2 separate regions of the Homo sapiens genome follow, and region 2 is linked to region 1. The links are chromatin loops, found by intact Hi-C in ENCODE. Cell type or tissue: heart left ventricle. All regions are shown on one strand. Links, peaks and the distances in the headings refer to the core of each region. The heading gives the core; the rest is flanking DNA.

Region 1 (10,973 bases), core at 1,785-9,784:
GGTTCCCTTTTCTCTTCATCCTTGACAACACTGATTATTTTTCCTCTTTTTGATAAAAGCCATTTTAACAGGTGTGAGGTGATATCTCATTTTGGTTTTAATTTGGATTTCCCTAATGATTAGTGGTGCTGAACTTTTTCCATGAACCTGTTGGCCATTTGCATGTCTTCTTTTGAGAAGTGTCTGTTCAGTTCCTTTGCCCATTCTTTAAAAATCTGGTTATTTGTCTCTTGCTATTGAGTTGTTTGAGTTTCTTATATAATTTGGATATTAACCTCTTATCAGATGTACGGCTTGCAAATATGTAAAGAAAACTATCATTTTATTAATTGTTCTTTTGCTGTGCAGGAGCTTTGTAGTTTGATGCAATTCCATTTGTCTGTTTTTGCTTTTTTTCCTGATCTTTCAGGGCCATATCCAAAAAATCATTTCCCTGACTAGTGTCATGGAGCTTTCCCCTTGTTTTCTTCAAGTAATTTTGCCGTTTCAGGTCTCGTGTTTAAGTCTTTAATCTATTTAGAGTTGATTATTTGTATATGGTGTTTGCATATGGTATAAGATAAGGGACTACTTTTATTCTTCTGCATGTGGATAGTCCGTTTTTCCTGCACCATTTATTGAATAGACTGTCCTTTCCCCATTGTGTGTTCTTGGAATCTTCATCAAAACTCAATTGATTGTAAATGTGTGGGTTTATTTTTGAGCTTTCTATCCTGTTCTATTGGTTGGTGAGTCTGTTTTTATGTCAGTACCATACTGTTTTGATTAAAATTGCTTCATAATATATTTTGAAGTTGGGTAGTATAACGCCTTCACCTTTGTTCTTTTTGTACAAGATTGTTTTGGCTAGTTGTAGTCTTCTGTAGTTCCATATGAATTTAAGGATTGTTTTTTCTGTTTCTGTGAAAAATAACATTGGCATTTTGATGGGGATTGCACTGAATCTATGGATCACTTTGGGTAGTATGGACATTTTACATTATTAATTCTCCCAATCCATGAACATGGATGTGTTTTTATTTATTCACATAAACTAAACTTTTACCTGCCTAATTTTCCTTCTTGTTTTTGCTTCAGCTTTTATTTTTTTAAAAGAATTATTTACCAATTTATAAATACCCTTATTTTAATTGCTGGTTAATTGTTTCAATTCTGACACTGTTGCCTAAAATTAATGATTTTCTATTTAAACACAGAGTCAAGCAAAGCAAGTTTCTCTGCAAGGAAATGCCCTACTTCCATACATTCAAGATCTGAATAATAGATATAGAAGCTACAGAGTATTTTCATTTCCAGAGAGATAAGACATATAAAATTCTGACTCACAGCTCTTCTTTTGGAAGGATTCATCAATGATATATATCTGACATTTTGTACTCATTCTTTTTTTTAAATTATACTTTAAGTTCTGGGATACATGTGCAGGGGTGGGATCTGCTGAGCTAGATCACTTGGCTCCCTGGCTTCAGCCCCCTTTCCAGGGGAGTGAACGGTTCTGTCCCACTGGTGTTCCAGGCACCACTTGGATATGAAAAAAAAAAAAAAAAAACTCCTGCAGCTAGCTCGGTGTCTGCCCAAATGGCCGCCCAGTTTTGTGCTTGAAACCCAGGGCCCTGGTGGCATAGGACCGAGGGAATCTCCTGGTCTGCGGGTTGTGAAGACCATGAGAAAAGCAAAGTATCTGGGCCAGAATGCACTGTTCCTCATGGCACAGTCCCTCACAGCTTCCCTTGGCTAGGGAAGGGAGTTCCCTAACCCCTTGCACTTCCCAGGTAAGGCGACACCCCACCCTGCTTAGGCTCATCCTCTATGGGCTGCACTCACAGTCTAACCAGTCCCAGTGAGATGAACTGGGTACCTCAGTTGGAAACGCAGAAATCACCTGCCTTCTGTGTTGATCTCACTGGGAACTGCAGACTGGAGCTGTTCCTATTCGACCATCTTGCCAGCCCTCTGTACTCATTCTTTACTTTGAGTCATCTCCTTTATAATTGAATTTGTCCTCAGCAAATATCTACTGAGTACCTACTATGAATCAGGCACAGTAATCCCCCCAAAATGGCCTTGCTCCACAGACTTTACAGTCTCTCAGGGGGACAATGACTGTTGTAATTGCCTAATTATAGCTTATCAAGGAAAATGCTACAGTGAGGGTGGGTGACAGCTTGGAGTGGTGCCATAGGAGGCATAAGAGGGTACCTTACCAGTCTTGAGAGCCAGAGACTCAGAGAAGCCTGAAAGCCTTATCTGTTATTGACTGTGACATACACCGCCTGACCTAGTTATTTGTGATTTCACACAAGCCTTCAAACTTGATCTAACCCTTGTTGTCTACTGGCCATTGTTTTTGCCATTATGTGTTCCTCAAATATCTCTTTTTACCTTTGTCGTATGGCAAAATCTTCACATACTTCCAGGATCTCATCCCTTCCTACTCCAATCAAAAGCTACTTGCCTTTCTTCTGTGTTAATACCACTTACCTGTTCCACACAAGGACAATTATTATATGTTGCTTTACAAGGTTTTGCCTGTGTACATCTTATCTCTCCCAGTTCTTGAAATCTTCATATTCCTTGAAAAATACAGCATATAAGAGTGCCTTTTACGTAAAGAAGCTGGTTTAGTACAATTAGGTGCTGAATTTTTAAAAACATCCTTCTTTCATTTATTTGAGAAAATTTATTGGACAACTGCTATAGGAGTTTGGAATACTTTAGTGAGTAAAACAAAGATGCCTTGTGAAAATTGCATTTTTGAAGGGTAAGTGAGTGGAAAGCTAGACAAAAAATACGCAAATAAACAAAAACAGAAGAGAAGGACCATTTCTAGTGTTTCTAACTGGTAGGAACCTGGTTTTTCTTAGACATACTCAGAAATAGGAAACTTTTCTACTAATTTTTTGTTCAAAGTTCGCCCCTCAGTCATTGGAAATGAAACCAATTCAAAACTACGTAAATATACTATTAAACATAAAAGCAATTTCAAAGTCCAAATTATGACCAAATATTCCCTAGTGCTATTTTCAAATGTCTGGATTAACAAATCACATAAGAAGTGATCGTTTTCTTTCTTGCTTTTTCTCTAGCATTAGGCTCCTCAACATTCACCTGAAGTACTGAGTAAAGAGATTCGTCAATAATTCACAGCTCACAAATTCAAAGCACTAAAAACCAAGCCATGTTATGGTATATTGTAAATGATGAGGTTTAGAAGCTCTTGCCTATTCAGAGTTCAATCAATTTTGCTTTAAAGATTGATTTAATAACTAAGTCATGTGAATGAAGTAGAGTTGATAACAAAATCTAGTTTTTCGTGGATATACCCTTAAGCTGTATCTATAACTTGTGAAATGTCGATTTGCTTATTTCAGGACTGTCTTTTGTTATTTTATACATTTTTTACAAATTTTTTTTAATTTTTTCCTATGGGAAAACAGAACCAAAAGGTTAAATATGTGGACCTTGGAGGATCCTATGTTGGACCAACCCAGAATCGTATCTTGAGATTAGCCAAGGAGCTAGGATTGGAGACCTACAAAGTGAATGAGGTTGAGCGTCTGATCCACCATGTAAAGGTAAGATCAGGCCAGACTTTGAAGGATTTGAAAACTTCTCTATGATGTTTCCTTACACAAATTCCAGATCATTCTCTCAGAGAATCTTCTATATCTCTGGATGATGCAAATGTATTTTATAATGGTATTTCAGCCACTCTGAGATTCATTCACTGTTATCAAAGGTGAATTAGGTGGGAATTCTACCTATTTAGGAAGGTTATTGATGAAGTGGTATCTTCCATGTGGTAAAATGTTTAACAAAACCCATAAAGAAAAAACATTTGTGCTTTATTTATTAAATATCTATTTAAATACCGGGAAGTCTTTTATGTTATATAAAAACCTGTGCAAAGTTTTTAAAATGCTGCCCTAGACTGCACATTGTAAAGAGTATTTGCAATATGCCTAATGGAATATTCTTACATTTTATCATTGTGGCCTATATATCAGCTAAAGTTATTCTTCTTTGGAGATTGACATCAAAGTGGTTCAAGTCCCAGATCCCGTCTTTTGCAAGGAAGCTTCATTGTTCTCCCCAAGATTTCTGTGAATTTACTGAGTTTCTCATTCCTGTGATCATTTGTGGCTCATAGTTCTGGCTTCCATGATACCTATGTTCATTCACATCTCACGGCCTGTGACTCTTTTCTTCTCTTTGCTTATGCCAACCTGGGTTCACACTCACCTCTTTGTCCTGATTTTTCTCAGACCGCCACAAGCATATGTGAAAAGCAAACGTCACTGAAGTTTGCTTGGGTTTGGTGGGCGGGGGAAGGCTCTTAAATTTGCAGAAATACAAACAGATTAGAACTGAATGTTGGACATTCATTCTAATAACCTCTTAGATCAAAGCATCCCCTGAGGATTTCTCACTGGTCACATTTCTCTGCAGATTCCAGTCTCCCACCATGCTGCTGGTCCTCAGACTCTCTTCACATCTCCCTGCTCCTCTGTTTTTCCAGCATCCTCATCTTGGTCCACAAAGTCACTCATGTTCTCTGACAATCAGACAGTCACCTAATCTGGGCCCCATCCAGGAGTCCCATGGAAGAACTGGCGGAGGTTTTCAATTTCAGTCTTTCCTCTCTCATCTTCACTTGCTCCTGTGGGTGGAAGTAAGCAGCACAGGAACTTATTCCTCACTGGTAGAAAACATCCCCTTAGAAGACAGAAGAAACTAGCAACGGTCAATTTTGATTTATATAACAATTTTGACATCCTCATATTATTTGTGAGTGATAATATCGAAACAAATAACTGACCATAAATCATGAAACATTTAATAAAATGGGAACTAAGCAGTTACTTAATTTGGTATAATGTGGGTAAAAGTTTTCCTTAATTTATAAATAAATGTTTTGGTTGACCTTCAAATTTTATTTTATATTGGCCGGGCACAGTGGCTCACGCCTGTAATCCCTGCACTTTGGGAGGCTGAGGCGGGCGGATCACCTGAGGTCAGGAGTTCCAGACCAGCCTGGCCATCATGGCGAAACCCCGTCTCTACTAAAAATACCAAATTTTATTTTATAAGCCTTTCCACCTTCCTTCCCTATGTGTCTAGGAGAAAAAGAGACACATGAATTAGAAATGAAAATCTACCATGGTGATAATGTGATTTGTTGAACATCAATCAACAGTTCTTAACACCCTTTGTTGGGTTCTTTGTTTTTTTAAATGTAGATTTTCTTGACCGATTTCTTATGTCTTATTCTACCTGTAAGGCTTGCAGAGATTGACTTTTCAGAACACTAGGATCTTTAAATTTCTCCAGACAAAGGAAATGACCAGAGATTATATTCACTTGCCTGTCTTTGTGTGTGCAGAGATTATTGTCAGCTCAGAGCTATGTCCAGGATGCTTTGTTTTTTCCTGACATTAAGTCCCTTGTCTGAGAGAAATTGCTGAGTCATCAATTACAGGAATGATGTTACACTTAAATGATATTTCACAGTGATGGCCAAATGTGCTGCTTTTTCACTATTTCCATTACTCTATGTGCAGTTAGGAAAATACAAGTAGTTAAGCAGTAGTCCTTACTTAATACAGGGTAAATACATATGCCAATAATGCTCTTTATATTTAAAATAAGTCTTACTGCTTTTTAATTATGACAAAAGTAAAGCATGTTTATTGTAAAAATATGATTAGAAAATATAGATAAACTAGAACAATTAACAAACCCTTTATAATACTATCTTGAGAAGATCACTCTAAAATACTCTCTTGGTTCGTAGATTTTCGTATTCCTGTATTGCTATTTTCTGACCTCTGCTGGAGGAAATGGGAAATAACAGTGCATTTTAAGAAATTGTATGCACATGCATATGTGTATATGTTTTACGTAGTAACTTACTCTCAAATTAATTATCACTAATGAGACAAATTGAAAAAATACTGATGCTGTAAAAAAAAGGTTTCTGCAGTCTTGACAAAGGTGCCAATTTGGCCTCCTCGTGATCAGTCACATGCAGTGAAGAGCTACATGATAATACATAATGACGAAGACCTTATAGCTAAGAAGTCCTTCTCAAACTAAGTACTTGTTCTCTACCATCTCCACTTCCATGTCTTTGTATACGTCATTTTTCTCATTTTTGACCTGTAAAAAGCATCTTGGATGGCTACATTCATTTCCGGAATTATTAACAAGAACTTCGACATTCTTTCTCCTACCACATACTAGAGAATGTAGTTGAGAAATTTGCCTCCTGTGTCATGGAAAGCAGTACTTTGGGAATTTGAACACTGCCCTCTATTACCTATTTTAATAACTACTGTCCCCAAGGGCAAACTACAGTTCATGTAAATAGATAGTATATTTGGGCCTTGTTTCTTTTTTATCAGGGAACATGCATGTATTTCTTAATCTGAATCTTGAGAGTATCAAGTATGCTACTTGCCATATTGTCAGATCCTGCTATCAAAGAATCTGCTTTTAAAATTTTTTATGTGGCTGATAATGGGAAATAGAGTTTTATGTGCAACCTTAGTAACATTAAGCTAAGGAACTTGGATATACTGGTTGATATTGAAATGAATGAAGTGGAGCTACCCAGAAAAGGGGAAGGGCACAGTAGCTCATGGTGGACTAACTACCCACATGAAAGAGTGTGTTTCCTCAAGAGAGGATGACTCCCAATATCACCAGTTCTGTGGTAGTTGTCATAGAAATGTTCTTCTGATAGAGGAAGTGTGTTCATGCCAGCTCCATAATAGGCATCTTTAAACACCTAGTGTGCTGTGATGAACAGGCCTCTGTCTTGATCTGATCTGTCAGACATGTTTGTATCTACTGAGTGGCGTTCATTTTTAATGCTCTGTAGATCTGTTATATGTTGTTAAAGTAGGGTTTTCCAAAGACAACTTCATAAATAAAAGATGTGATACCAAACTATATTGGGATTTAATTATCAGTGAGAAAGGGATCGCTTCAGCTCAAATCTATATAATTTAGAAGGTGTTTTCCTTACTTCTGGAGTCAGTGATGCAGCTGTTAGTACTTTACAATTATTGTTAAACATCTACTGAGATTTTTGATCCGTTTTACAAATAGGCATGCTAATTTCCACTGGTATAGTTTAGAAGGCAGCTGTTTAGATGTCTTGGAAGTAACTTGAAAAAATTGTTTTCTTTTAAGGAATATTTCATAATTAAAAAGAAAAAGATAAAAACAAAAACTTCTTAAGGAATCCTGCTATATTTTGACTTATGTTTCTTTCTCTTTCATTGTGTGTTTACATGTGCATGCGTGTATGGTTGTCTTTGTTCTTTTGGGCTCTTTGAAGAAGTTGGAGAAAATTCTAAGGTTTGGTACAATGTAGGCAAATAAAATTTTTCTGTTTCAGAAGCTTTCATCAGTCTGAAATTTGAAAGTAAAGTCTGGTAAAACACCCATGAAACTGCTCTAGGTCTGAAGGTTGAACTGTTAAGAGTTTTGCCACTATAAAGATGTAGTGTGACTTAAAATTAAGAGTCCAACTTCATACTGATGTTCATTTCCAAACTTCAGCTATCTGGAGAAGCTGAGCAAAAGGACTTTTTGGTCTTAACCTACTTCCCAGTGGGCAGAAACAAAGCTTATTGTCAAAGTCCTTTTTGCATTGCATATGGTCAACCTTCAATGCTAAAGATGCATGCGAATGAGGATTCATCTCTCAAATATATTGTCTGCTTGTTGCTGCCATAGCTGCTATTGCTCAAACAGCCTCACAGAGGAGGAGGCATTTGGCACAACCCCTCAGTCTTGCTGACAACTCTGAAATCCAGTTGAAAATATGATACACAAAATGCACACAAAGGCAGAGAGGGGAAACCATAGCTATCTATCTGCGATGCCATTTCAGTTAATCTCTCTGTCTAAATGGCCTCTCAGTACTAAGAAACAGCAACAGGATTAGAGTAGAAATATTGAGACATAAAAAATGCAAATGATAATTGCATTTAGCAAATGGAAATCGTCCTGTTGTGTAAGGTCTTGGCATCTCCTGGAAATCAACAGGCCAGAAGTATCCAGTCTTCTCTAGGTCCTCAATATTCCCTTCTTCACACCCCTGTCCCCGATCCTATTAATCCAGGGGAGGCTGGATCAAAGTCCAGAATACACTTGCTTCTCTCATAAAGACAGAAGTCTCCAGGAACAGGTTAGACCAACTCTTGTTTTTATTCAGGAACAGTTGCCCATTTTACATGAACTTCACACTTACCATGTTGAGTTTACTGGCTCTGTGAGTTTGCCCTTTCTGAAGTGGGCTTAATGAACCTTTTCTACCACTTCCACCCACACTGCATTTCATTTCTTATTTGTTTGAAACAAATATGTCTTATTATGGAAGATTTTTTCAAGGAAAAATGTGGAGAATAGTAATTTTCTCTCTAGTAAGTGAAACACATTTGTCTAGTGATCATTCTAAAGCTTATGCTGTTATTCTGGAAACCAAAGTGCTCATTTGTGTTCTTTAGAGAATACAGGCAGATCTTTGGCATGTAATAATTTGCTGAAAATTATGCCTTTGATGGCTGAATTTGGAACAACATTTAGGATATGAGATGAATTCATTTTCCGCCTCCAAGGTTTCCATTTGGAACTTAAAATATGGTACAATCAGTAAACATATTTTCTATGCATACACACACATATCTGGATAAACTTAACAGTGACTATGGTTGTGGGTAACAGTTAGTTTTAAATTTTGCTGGGAGTGGAGGGTAGACAATGTATGGAATTAAGTTATGATAGTGAAATTCACTAAGGGAAACAGCGATATAGATTAAATCTTGTGCAAAATTTTACAGCTTCTATACTATGTGATCATGTGTTATGGCCAAGTAGTCCAAAGGAGCTGCAAAGACAGGGGGCCCAGCTCACCAAAAGATGGTGACTAATAAGGGAACCATGTAACAGATTAAAGAGAGCTTTGGCAACTTGCAGTACCAAGAGATTGACAGAAAGTGCAAGATGGCCTGAAATGTGTTAGCCTGCCTTACCATGTCCTCTGCAGAGCAGCAGCCTGCAGAAAGGCTTAGGCGTGGATTCCCAGGCTGCGTATCACATGTCCTGGGCATTTCTCTTGGCCTCTGCAACCACCAAGAAGTAATAACAATGGTAACATTACTCTTATATGGACATCTAGAAACTACCAAGTGTTTTCAATCTCAAATAACTATAAGTTATTTAGTTGTGAATTAGAAGTATTATCCCCATTTAACAGGTGAGGACCTAAAGGTTAAAGAGATTAATTGCAAATGACAAGATGCAATGGGGTCAGAGCATGAGTTGAGGCTTTTGGGTGTCAAGAACACACTGCAAAGAGCTCACTCTCTGCTGGTTGGGGACTACTTTTTGTCATTTCTTTCTAAGCCTCAGCACCCACCTGGCCCGCCTTTCTTCTTGCCAAACTTATACTCTCACATATTGGAAAAATCGAGTTCAAGATCCTCCTTTCCTTAAGATTTTCCACAGTTGAGTACAGTTATTCCACTAGCTCCCTCCAAAGCCCTGTATCCTCCTCACCTTCCTGATTATTCTTTATAAAAGTCTGTTTTTAAGTAGGATAAACAGTTTTCTGTTACTTGTACATCGAGACTTCATAAACAGTTGACTCTTGGACAATGTGGAGGTCAGGAGTGCTGACCCCCTGTGCAGTCAGAAATTCTTATATAACTTGACTCCCCGAAAACTACTAATAGCTTGCTGTTAATTATGTTGGTAAACACATATTTTGTGTTAAATGTATTATATGCTGTATTCTTACAATAAAGTAAGCTAGAGAAAAGAAAATGTTATTAAGAAAATCATAAGGAAGAGACAATGTTTTTACTATTCGTTAAGAGGAGGTGGATCATCATAAAGGTCTTCATCCTCATCATCTTCACATTGAGTAGGCAGAAGTAGAGGAGGAAGAGGAAAAGTCGGTCTTCCTGTCTTAGGGGTGGCAGAGGCAGAAAAAAATCCATTTGGAAGTGAACCTATGCAGTTCAAACCTGTGTTGTTCAGGGGTCAACGTTTTGTGTATGTGTGCAAAAAAGCAAATGTATTACAAGTAAATGCTAACAACCACTGACATTCTAACAGTTTCTCTTAGAGCTTTAAGGTTGGTAAGTACTTGGTTGGCCTTCCAGATTATCCAGATGATTGTACTTGATGAACAAGTAAAGCTGGCGACAGTTTTACGAATGCTTTATCATTTTTTCTACCTGTCAGTCTTGTGGCACCTGTTTGCTGGCTACATGCAGCCTGTCCACTAAGACAAAGGCACACACAATTGGAAATTTTGTCATAGCAGCATTCTAGTTCAGAATATCACCAAGTGATAAATCAAGAATTCAGGAATGGATCAGCTTTAGTGAAACTGGTGTTGAACATAAAATATATCTAAATAAAGATTTAAACAATTGGAAGAATTACAATCATAGTAATTTATGTACATGTTATTAAAAATGTTTATATGGTAAAAATTATATAATCAACAAAATCAGAATGTAGAGAAGGTGAGAAAGGAAGACACATAAGAGAGGTAACAGCTGCTTAAATCTTTCATAGCAATGAATCAATCTATACCAAAATTAATAGTTAATAAATAGTTAATAAATTAATTAGTTCCCTCAGGAACTAATATCTCTTAGGGTGTGTGAAACATCTATTTGAAGTTTAGCACTTCCTTCAGTTCATTTCAGTTTATGTTTCTTCCATCAAATTGAAGTATATTTCCATCATTTAAAATAACAGATATAATATGATTCAATTCTCATATTTTTTATTTTCTCTTTGTTCTTTTCTCCCTCCTTCCTTTCTTCCTTCCTTGTTTTTTGTTTCCTTCCTCCCTCTCTCAGTCATCCATTTGTTCATTTATCCATCCATAGCAACCATCCATCCATTCGTCTATTCATTTTTCTATCTTGTAGATGCTTATATAA
Region 2 (10,973 bases), core at 1,751-9,750, 46 kb before region 1:
AGTCAAAACTACAATGAGATATCACCTTATGCACTATTATAAAAAGAGAGAGAAAGAGAGATAAGTGTTGGTGAGGATGTGGAGAAAATGGAACCCTTGTACACTGTTGGTGGGTTGGTGGAAATTTCCACCACAGCTGACATGATGGTTTCTCAAAAAAACTAAAAATAGAACTGATATATAACCCATATAACCCTATAACCCTTTGTATATATTCCAGGTATATATACAAAGGAAATGAAATCAGTATGTCGAAGAGAGATCTGTAGTCTCATGTTCATTGCAGCATTATTTACAATAGCCAACACATGGAATCAATCTAAGTGTCCAACAACAGATGAATGGATAAAGCAAATGTGGTATATATACACAGTAGAATACTATTCAGCCATAACAAGGAATAAAATCCTGCCATTTGTGACAACATGGATGAGAAACTGTGGTACATTATGCTAAATGAAGTAAGACTATACAGAAAAAGACAAATACTGCATAATCTCACTTATATGTGGAATCTAAAAAAAGTCAAACTCATAGAAACAGAGAGTAGAATGGCGACTGCCAGAAGCTTGGGGATGGGAAAATGAGATGTTGGTCAAAGGATACAGACTTTCAGATATAAGAATACCTCCCGTTCGTTTCCCAGGTATTCCAGGCTGTGACACAGTCTCTTGGATTTTGGTTGATTTGTGAGCATAGAATCCTCAGTTCTGTGGGAGTAGACACATTACCCTCAACCATAGGCTTTAACTTCCTGTAGTGTCTCTAATTTGCTCTCTCCCATACAAACAAATACTTTGTTTCAACCATTCATAAAAATTGGCTTTCTATTACTTAGAAGAGTTCAAGTTAACACAAGTCCAAGCTATGAGCATCATTTTGTAACGAATAACTCTCCCAGCCAGGAATATGTCTTACTACAGTAGCCATCTATAAGAAGAGCTACTTTTCTTATCTGATTACCCATAGTTACCAGACGCTTGATTGCAATCATCATCAGGAGTCTACATGACATAAATATCTATTTTATAACAAAACATGGAGAGATTATTTAACTCAAGGCTACATAAATGTAACCAAATAATTGATTCTGCATCAGTGAGCTTACACTATGAAGTTAGAATTATATAAAGAAGAAAAATTCATTCAAAATAACTCTGTTCAACAACCAATAATTAGTATTCGGCCCCTAATATTTATTTTTAATTTCCTTTTTACTAAAAGAATTGGTGAAAATCCTTGACCCAATGTTCTTAAGAAATGTTTGTTCTGATTTTCACTTCTTCTTGATCAGAATTTTTGCTATTTGACCTTCCTCTGTGTGCCATACAGTTCTTTTCATGTCATCTGTTCTGATACATCATTCCTTGTTTAAGGCCCCATGTATGAGTTATGAAGTATTCTTTTTTATTTTTTAAGTTATTATTTTCTTTTAGAGATGAGGTCTCACTATATTGCCCAGGCTTGTCTCAAACTCCTGAGCTCCAGCAATCTGCCCACATCAGCCTCCCAAAGTGCTAGGATTACAGGCATAAGCCACCATACCCTGCCAAGTTGTAGAAATATTCTTAGTCTTGACATCACTCATTGTTAAAAAAAATTCACTTTGGGTGCAGATTGCTTAGCACTTATAATGCAAATAAGGTCTTGTTTTTCTTCAACATGCTCTACAGCATGTTTGGGGATGACCTCTATCTTTCCGAAGACCTGTGACTTCGTGTCTCTGCCTGACTTTGTATGTTCTGGGGCCAACCCCTCTGTAATGTGCCCCTATGTTTCCTGTCCTGCTCATACTATGACAATGGAACCATAAGGAAAAAGGCCATATTCTGGTTCTTTGGAAAGTAAAAGTTATTTTTCTTTCTGTCTCAATCTTGTCTCTATAAGCCAGGTCAGCACCTTCACATGGCTGTCGGTCTATTGAGGTGAGTTGTGAATGCCCACCTGTCATTTGACTTGTTCCTTGCCAACTTTACTTTGATCAAATACCTGACCAATCCCTGGCTCTGGGGTAGGTCTTTCCTTTGGCATCTTAAACCAGCCTGTGGACTTTTGAGGTGGGCCTAGATTCTGTAGCCCATTTTCCTGTGAAAGGCCTTGACTTGGATTGAAGCTGGGCTCCTCCAACTTCTGTGTTGCCTGAGGATGTGTGATCCCCCCTAAACAAGTCCTTGGGTCCAAAAGCAAGGTCTTGCCCCATTGAAGGGTCCCCTACCACCTTCTCATTGACCTCAAGGGAAAGATTTGGATGCTTTCAGATTAGGATCCAAGCTGATGATGAACACTGCACTGGGCAGAACCAGGAGCCCTATAACACTTCCAATTCAACATTATTAAAAAGCTATCCTGGCTGTAACGGCTGACCCTTTCATCACTTTATCCCTCTATATGTTTTTAAAAAGATTAACAGAGTCATTGGGGAAAAAATGGAAAGCTCTGAAGAATCTAATTTTAAAACAAATCTTCTATCCCCTGTCAAGCTTCCTGCATTAAAAAAAAAAGCGAAATGTACAACTTAGATAATATCTGGTTAACTCTGTTCTGCACAGCCTACTTCTTTATTGAAACCGCCTGTGGCATCATGAGACATTCGCTGAAATATCCGTTAATGAAAAGCTGGACAGTAAGAAAGAAGTAATAAGAACATTTTATCTCTTTGGGAATCTTCTAATAAAAAAATGAAAGGAAAGTAAGTTCATTTTAATTGATGAAAGGGACATAGATTTCATCAAGTTGAAAAGGCACACAAACACTGCTAGGGGCAAACTGCACTCCTCTGCGCCTTTTGGTTAGAGCTGTTGAGTACTGCTCCATTGGAACGTGAATTAGGTTTATTGTAATGGTCTGTTTCCATATTTAGTTTTCCCAGAATTCACATTGCTTCTTGTTTATAATGGCATATACCTAATGATGAGCACAATGTCTGACACACAGTTGTTGCTAAATAAATTATTCTTGAATGGATGAATAAAAGATAATGTATTATCCCTTCCAGCAGGAATTGATTATCTAGTTGGGAGGGGAAGACAGAAACATACACAAAAATAAGTGATGATTCCTATCATTGTATTTATTGTTAATCGTCTACTGTTATCATCGTATTCTTCACTATTAATTTTGTGGTATTTGTGATAAGTCATAAAGGTAGCCAAAGATGTTCTTTCTACCTTAGCCTGTGTATGTTTCTTCCATTATTCCAGCCTCAGGCTTGCCTCTCAATTTAGCACTTGCTGATCAGCCTGCCTGGAGTGCTCATCTTCCTCAGTAGCTAATTAACTCCTATTCATCCTCCAAGCCCCAGTAGAAATGTCATTTCCTCCTGGAGGTCCTCTGTGGTTGCCTGGGCTGGGTTATCTAGCTCTGCTTTATGTTCCAGGGCAATATTCAGAATTATGCTTGTGATCACTCTTCCTGTATGTCTTCCCTGACAGAGCATGAGCCCCATGAAGGCAGGGACAGACTCCATCCTTTTCATCTCTTTCCCAGGGCTCAGCATAGCAGGTGTTTAATAAATGCTGGTATAATGAATGGACACTTTCTTACAAAGAGCACCTTGGAATAGGTAAGGGGCTCTAGAGCATGGAACTGGTTCTCAAAATGATGGGGAGGCAGAGGCCTGGAATAGACAATGTGATCAAAGTGTGTGGTCCATGGACCAGCAGCACTGACATCACCTGGAGCTTGTTAGAAATGTGTCTTCTCAGACCCCACCCAAAATCTGGGTGATTTGTATGCACGTTCAAGTTTGAAAAGTCCTGCTTTTCATTTGGCCACACAATGCAGATGGAGAAGACAGACCTCAGAAATCATCCCACCTAAGAGACTGAGGGTCCTGAATGGATCCAGATGATTGCCTGTATGTGGGGACAACAGGTGGCTGCTGTTTTTCCTATGACCAAGTCCTAGGTTCTAATTCAATCCCCACCCCCATCCCTTTTAAAAATATACCTCATGGAGCACAAGGTAACTGATTACCTTTGTTTGGGGAAAATGCTGTTTGCTAATGAATTTTCTCCAGATACCATGGAACCGTGTGGATCCTCTCCTGCCCTCATTGCCAGTTGGACATAGAGAAGGGTTTATCAGTCTGCCTTTTATTCAAAGTCTTAGATCCCCAGGCTCCTGGCTGACTTGCACTGTTGGAACTAAGCAAAAGAGATTCCAAGAAGATCCCACAAGGATCTCGTGTTAGTCCATTTTGTGCTGCTAGTACAGAATACCTAAGGGGGGTAATTTACATTGAAGAGAAATTTATTGTATCATGGTTCTAGAGTCTGCAAATTCCAAGATGAGATGTTGGCATCTGGCAAAGGCCTTCCCAATATGTCATCCCATGGCAGAAGGGCAATGAGGGTTAGAAGGAGCAAGAGGTCAAATTTGCTGTCTCAGGCCCTTTTTATAGTGGCATTAATCCATTCATGAGGATGGAGCCCTTGGAACCTAAACATGCCCCAACATTGTTGCATTGAGGATTGAATTTCCAACACGTGAACTTTGGGGGACACATTCAAACCGTAGCAGATCCTCTCCATTCATCCTACCTCACCTGGCACGTAATTCACTTGCAGGCTAGGTGGGGAGACAAGAGTATCCACAGCCAAGAAGCCCACAGCTTCAGGGACCTGTGAACAGAAGTGGACCAGATAGGGGATGGCAAGGAGGAGGTCAGCACAAACTGTCTGCAGGGTGAGGTAGCTTCATTCTCTGCAGTGGGGACATGAGGTAGGGATCGGGGTTCAGGCACAGGGTCTGACTGTTTTATACCAAAGCAGGACAGATGGAAGTCAGAGGTGGACAAAGACTTTTCCTGTCACCTGTGACTCAGTCACAGAAGTGCCCAAATTGTCTTCTGGTCTGAGGACAGCAGAAGCTCAGGATACCTTTCTAGCAGGTAGATACAGGGAATGGTGTGGGATGAGGCAGAGGTTTGCTTCAGGTTCTCATCAAATTCCCCAGATCTGAAGCCAGCCCCTCTCAGGCCTGAACAGAAGCACTTCACCTGTTTATTTCTTGAAAAGCCATTCTATGTTGCTGCTTCCCACTTTTAGTTCTCAGAGGTGGCTTTCCTACTGTCCAGAAGACATAAACTTCTGTTTTCCCTGGAGTCACCTTAGCTTAAACTCCTATAATCTTGTTGAATCATCCCTGTGTTTGGCTAAACCAGGCTCCTCATACCCACGTTCCAGGGTCACACAGGTAACTTGGCTTGCTGCTTCTGGGGGCTCTGAATCCCACAATGCCGATCCACCACCTCTTCCCTGCTGCCACTAGTCTCCTGGGGTCTAGCCTCAACAGCTTCCACCAAGGACACACTGCATTGCTTAAGAGTGTATTTAAGGTGCGGCATTTGTGATGCTAGGGAGGAGCCTTCCTGACTTAATCACGTAGGGGGAGTGGGGAAAGAAGTGGGTATTTGGAAGGAGGGTGAGGTGGGCTGGGAATGCCAAGAAATGGTAGTACTGTGTGGTGAATCAAAGTGGGTCTTGGAATCTTCCTAGCTTTTCTTTTCTTTTCTTTTCTTTTTTTTTCTTTCTGACTTTTTATCTTATGTTGTCACTCACCATGTTTTGTTTTCCTCATCTGCAAAATGGATTGTTGTAAGCTTGAACAGGAATCATGCATAAAGTACTGAGCACAGTGCCTGGTACCTTGAAATCACTCAATGGAAGTTTCTTATTATTTGCCCTACACCCAAGGAGTAATTGGGGCCCTGAAGGAAGACACCCCAATTTGCCGTCCTCCCAGCCGCCAAGCCTGATAGTGCACTAGGGAGGCTGATGGGAAAATACCGTGCAGAAGGCTGAGGAGTGGGGATTCTGGGGCGGGACTCTTTGAAGTCCTAGGTGACCTCTCCGCCCAGGCACCCGCCCTCCCCGGGCCTGGGCTGCAGAGCTGCGGGCGGGGGCGGTGGCCCTGCGCTGCACCCGGCCTGCCTGCGCGTAGGCGGGCGGGCGGGGCTGCGCGTCCGGGCTCCCGGGGCTGGTAATATAGCGGCTCGCCGAGGCGCTGGTGCACGGGGGCAGCGCGCAGCAGGCCGGCGGGCAGGCGGGCGGGCTGGCTGGCAGGCAGGACTGGGATCGAGGCCCAGAAAACGGAGCAGCGGGCACCAGGGAGGCCTGGAACGGGGCGAGCGCCATGAGCAACAAATGCGACGTGGTCGTGGTGGGGGGCGGCATCTCAGGTTAGTCGCGGCTGTGCGCCCTCCTTCCTCTTCACGCGCTCGGACAGGTGGCTGCCTGGGGGAGACGCGGGGGGCGGCCGTGGGGCAGGGGCTGACCCTGGAGTCCCCAGACTGTCCACGCACGGGCAGGGCTCTAGTGGGTCCAGAGCGCCGTGCACTGAACCCTCCTTTGGGGGCAATTTTGGGTGCGTTCCCGGACGCAGAGGCCAGAGGCTGGAAGCCTGTTGCAGCTCTGGGGCCAGACTTTGAACTTCTCCCCCAGAAGGCTGCTAGGCCTTCGCTTGCTGGAATTTTCGAAGCCAGGGAAAAGGGGTGGGGAGGTGGCACAAAGGTCAGTCATTTGCTCCAACTTGACCTGGACACTCCGCACCCTCGCTTAGAGCAAGCATGCACCACATCGTATTGTTGTCCTGGCGTCAGGAAAACGACCTTGAACAGAAGAGGTTGGAGCCTGGCCAATCGATTGCCAAAGACTTTCCAGGCCCTCCTGATTCTTTGAGGTTCTGTGATTGTCACGGATCTAACTTGAGGCTGCAGTGTCTTTTTGGCAAATGCCTGTTTTCCTCTTATGCCTCTCGCACCCCCACTCCACCCCACCCCACTCCTAGCGCAGGGTGGCCAAGCTGCAGCTTTGCTCTCTGGCCTAGCCCATATTTGGCAAGGATGGGGACAGACACTACCCCCTCAGCCACACGGGGCTGTGTACATACCAAGGGCACCGAAAAATAGAAGCCAGAAGAAGGGATGGGGGTAGTGGTGGAACTTACCCTCTGTGGAGGATCAGGCAGATCCTATGGGATAGGGTCAATGGGAATCAATGATGCTCTCAGCACAGCCTGTTTAATGGCCCCCTGGGCATGCTTTGGCCCACCTCCTAACGCTGCCTAGTACTTGAGCAGTAATTAGGACACCTCCAGACCCGTGGATGCATTGTCTAAGACTTGCCTTAAGGAGTTCTCAAGTGGCCTTTGGGAAGTAGAGGTTGGCCTTGCTCCCTGCCAGGAGGGCAGGACAGAGTTGTTCTGACTCTCCTGTGGCTGGAGAAAAAACCAAGGCATTGGATGTTTGGTGCTGACCATGGTCCAGTCCTCCTGCCTCTGCTCCAGCCTTTCTCCCCTTTGGGTGGGATCTCAGGCTACCACATCTGTCTAGCAGGCTCTGGTGAGCTCGCCCATGCCAGGCCCTGTGCCTGGTGTTGCAGGTACATAGATGCGTAATCACAACATGCTGAGGTTGGCCAAGGCTGTGTATAAATTCAGTTTTCTTTCAGTATTTTTGACATCTTCTCTCCTAGAGGAAGTTGGACTTAAAAGCATACCTACTTAGGTGTTTTAGAAAATATTACTAAGTGCCTCTTGATGCTGCCTTGCATAGCACCCCATCTTACAGAAGCTGAAGTTTCTCTTTTCAGGCCCCCGAAGTCATTTTCTCACTAAAGTATGCCCAATGGATTCAGATTTTTCTATTTTCCCTTCATGATTTGTCCCTTTCTGATTCATACTCCACACCTTCAGGTTCAATCACATTACTCATGTTAGACTCATCTGGAAAAGGTAGATAAGGGTTTAACTATTTTTGCAAGCAGTGGTGAAACCTCTGCATTCATCCTCCCGAACTCTGATCAAAACAAGGTACTGATGAGTAGATCTGACTTTTCTCAAGAACATTCCACGGAATAGGCATTGTTCTAAGAACCAAGAAAGCAGCCTTCCAAGGCCCAGTCTTACTCAATTGCTTCATCTGCTACATGGGGATAACACCAGTTAGTCACTGCTGGATTACAGGGCAAGTGAAACAATGTGAGTAAAATAGCTTTGCAGAGTCTGAAATATGGCACAAGCCCCTCAAGAGTTTTACCCATTTATTCAGACAATAGGAATTGAGGGAGGCTGTGTAGGGGATTCAAAAATGGATCATGTTGTTCTTGCCCCGGAAGACTTGTCAATTCAAGAAGGGTGATGGGATACTCAGACAATACAAGGTAGAAGGTGGTGCGTGCCATGGGAGGGGTCCATTCATTGATTCATTATTCATTCATTCAATGAACATTTACTTCCTGTTCCACATTTTGTCCCAAAAGAAATAAAAGATGATTTATACAGGGCCATTGTTCCTGGGGCCCTCACAAGCTGATGTGGAAGACAGTCAAGAATAATTACTACTCTTTGGCATATGATAGGTGCTTTAATAGTGCATATAAAAAATTCTAGGGAAGGTGATTGGAGAGAACATCAAACTCTGTCTGAGAAAATCTAAGAACTCACAGAGTTGGTGACATCTGAACTATGTCTTCAGGAATGAATATGAATTCACCAGGGGACTAGATGAAGAAAGCATTTTTAAACTAAAGAGCAGCTTGTATAAAACCACAAATATGTGAAAGAACATGCTAACGTGTAGGATAACTTAAGAACTTCATTGCGGAGAGTTGCCAGAGGGGTCTGGTGGGAGAGAAAGCTAGAAAAGTCAGTTGGGATGAATTATGGGGAGGCTTGTATATCAGAAAGGTTTAGCTCTTTCTGTGATCAATGAATAGCACTGATGATTTTTTATTCAGAGTGCCATGCATCAAATGGCGTGTGTCACATCTGATGGTGATATTAGCAAAAAGAGGGATATGAAGAAGAGGGAGAGAAGGTTTTGGGAAAAGATAGGACGTCTAGAGTTGGAGGTTCTGGGAGGACACCCAGGGAGAGAAATCTAGCAGTTGGAATGAAATTGGGGTTACAAATGTGTACGATAGAGGTTTTAGTAGATGAAATGGCCAAAATCAAGAGTGTAGTGTGTAGAATTTTCGAATTAGTAGGTGACCAACACAATGATTTATGTTTAAAAGTCTCTGGATTTGACTCTGCGTTCTAAGCTTTGTTAATTATTAAACTTGGGACATTCTGGCAATTCCCTGATAATTTTTAAAGCTGTCAGCAAATTTTAATCACTCCCTTTGGGATAAACAGAGACATACTGGGAGGATAGCTGGTTAATACATAACTTTCTTTTTTGATGTTTTAAAAGTTCCAAGATAGTTGTAGACTAACTTTTTAGAAATGTGTATGGTGTATAAATGAGTATGCACTGAAATCTCTTTTACCCAAGGGGCAGATCATCTCCAGAGACTTGGCAGAGCAATGACATCTCCCACATGGAACTGGACAGCAGCACGTTGCATCTGTCCCGCGTCTCTCAGTTTTAGTGTTTGGGTGGGTGGAACCATGGAAACTATCTTTTGCAATTCTGGAATAGTTCTTGTTCAATCCCCAAAATAAAAACTAAAAAAGGCAACTTGAAGCAGAAACAAGAAAGTTTTGGCCAGACTTAGGAGAGGAGATTTGGTCATTTGAGGGTGGCAGGCACTTGTTTGAGATCCCTGGAAGTGTTGGAACCAGACTTCCAAATTGTAACCAACACCTGGCAGGTGATCTTTGTGGCAGGGAGAGCAAGCCTGGCTGCAGGCTAGTGGTACTGGCTTTGGCAGGGAATGTCAGAGATGGCTCACAAGGGGTTATGAGTTGAGGTGTGTGGTGGGCAGATGTGGCCCATATGTTAATGGCAAAGCCTCTTTCTCACCTTTGGTGAAGAAAAATGGAGAACTTCCCTGGGCTCCTGTAACCCACTTGAATGTCCTAAAAAATAATAATTATATAGATATGCCTGAAAATTTGTATATCCTAGTCAAGGAAAGAATACACAGAGGTAATACAGCAATATTAAAAGAACATACGATTTATCTTGGAAGGTTGAGACGGGAGGATTGCTTGAGCCCAGGAGTTTGAGACCAGCCCTGGCAACGTAATGAGACATGGTCTCCACACACACACACACACACACACACACACACACACACAAAGGCTGGGTATAGAGGAGTGCACCTGTAGTCCCAGCTACTCTGGAGGCTGAAGTGGGAGGATCACTTGAGTCCAGGAGCTCGAGGCTGCAGTGAGCTATGATCATGCCATTATACTCCAGCGTGGGCCACAGACAAAGACTGCCTATAAAAAAAGACTGGGAGGGGGAGAATAGGCTTAGTGTCAAACACACTAGTTATGAATCTCATTTCTTATGCTTACCTATGTGGAACCTTAAAAGGTACATAACCTCCCTGTATTTCAGCTGCCTCATCTTTAAAATGAGACTCATAATGCCTTCCTGGCCGGCTTGTTTCAAGGATTGGAAAGAATGCACATGTAGGACCATAAACAGTGATCACTTCGGCTTTGGCTTATAGGTGCCTTACTCTACCTTTTTGGAAATATATCCTTGTTTGTCCTGTAGAGTTTTTCAATCTAAGGGAGCAAAAACAGGCATTTCTATGTAATCACTTCTTTTCACCAACCAATAATTTTTCTGGATGTGCAGCATAGATAAGGTGGCAACAGGACGCCATGTATACATGTGGGCATCAGGAGAGACTCGCCTGACTTCAGCCTCATCCTGGCTCAGCCAATTCCTTTATCCCCCCGCAAGGGGCCTGAGGAACTCAGGCTCACTTTGGGCTCTGAGACCCACTGGGTTCCGCTTCAGGAGAAATTCTGGAAGTCTTAGATCTGTACTTCAGCCTCACCTCAACCTGGCTATTATTCCAATTCTGATCTGGTCTTCATTTCAGCCATTTGATTCCTGTCTTAACTACAATAGAAGATAAATGCATTAATAACAAATGATATTATTTATTTAATAATATTATTTAATAATAAATGATAAAAAGGTAGCATATCAAGCGTTATCTACATGCTGTACAAGGTGTTAGGAGCTTGATTAGAATGACAAAAGCTCTGTGAAGGTTAAGAATGAC

What was found. A loop is a pair of places that touch in the nucleus more often than their neighbours do. Peaks named below come from ENCODE experiments on the same cell type or tissue, not always from the same donor. Only the 100,000 strongest peaks of a DNase experiment are listed, where the experiment ranks them.
Region 2: it touches region 1 in a loop (2.0-fold over the local background); 6 of 110 quality-filtered maps call a loop at or near these places.

The regions. Positions count from the first base shown.
Region 1 is chrX:43,831,470-43,842,442 of GRCh38, reverse strand. It overlaps MAOB (monoamine oxidase B), which reads left to right. Exons shown (of 15, transcript NM_000898.5): 3 at 3,438-3,575. Among named protein-coding and RNA genes, the nearest start is that of MAOB, 45 kb to the left of the region's middle. In heart left ventricle, for the core only: a CTCF peak has its summit at 5,835 (motif pointing left); no DNase peak of the experiment used is centred there.
Region 2 is chrX:43,877,462-43,888,434 of GRCh38, reverse strand. It overlaps MAOB (monoamine oxidase B), which reads left to right and starts at 5,985. Exons shown (of 15, transcript NM_000898.5): 1 at 5,985-6,181. The coding sequence starts at 6,136. In heart left ventricle, for the core only: no CTCF peak of the experiment used is centred there; a DNase peak (open chromatin) is centred at 6,114; H3K4me3 peaks cover 1,826 bases; H3K27ac peaks cover 2,490 bases.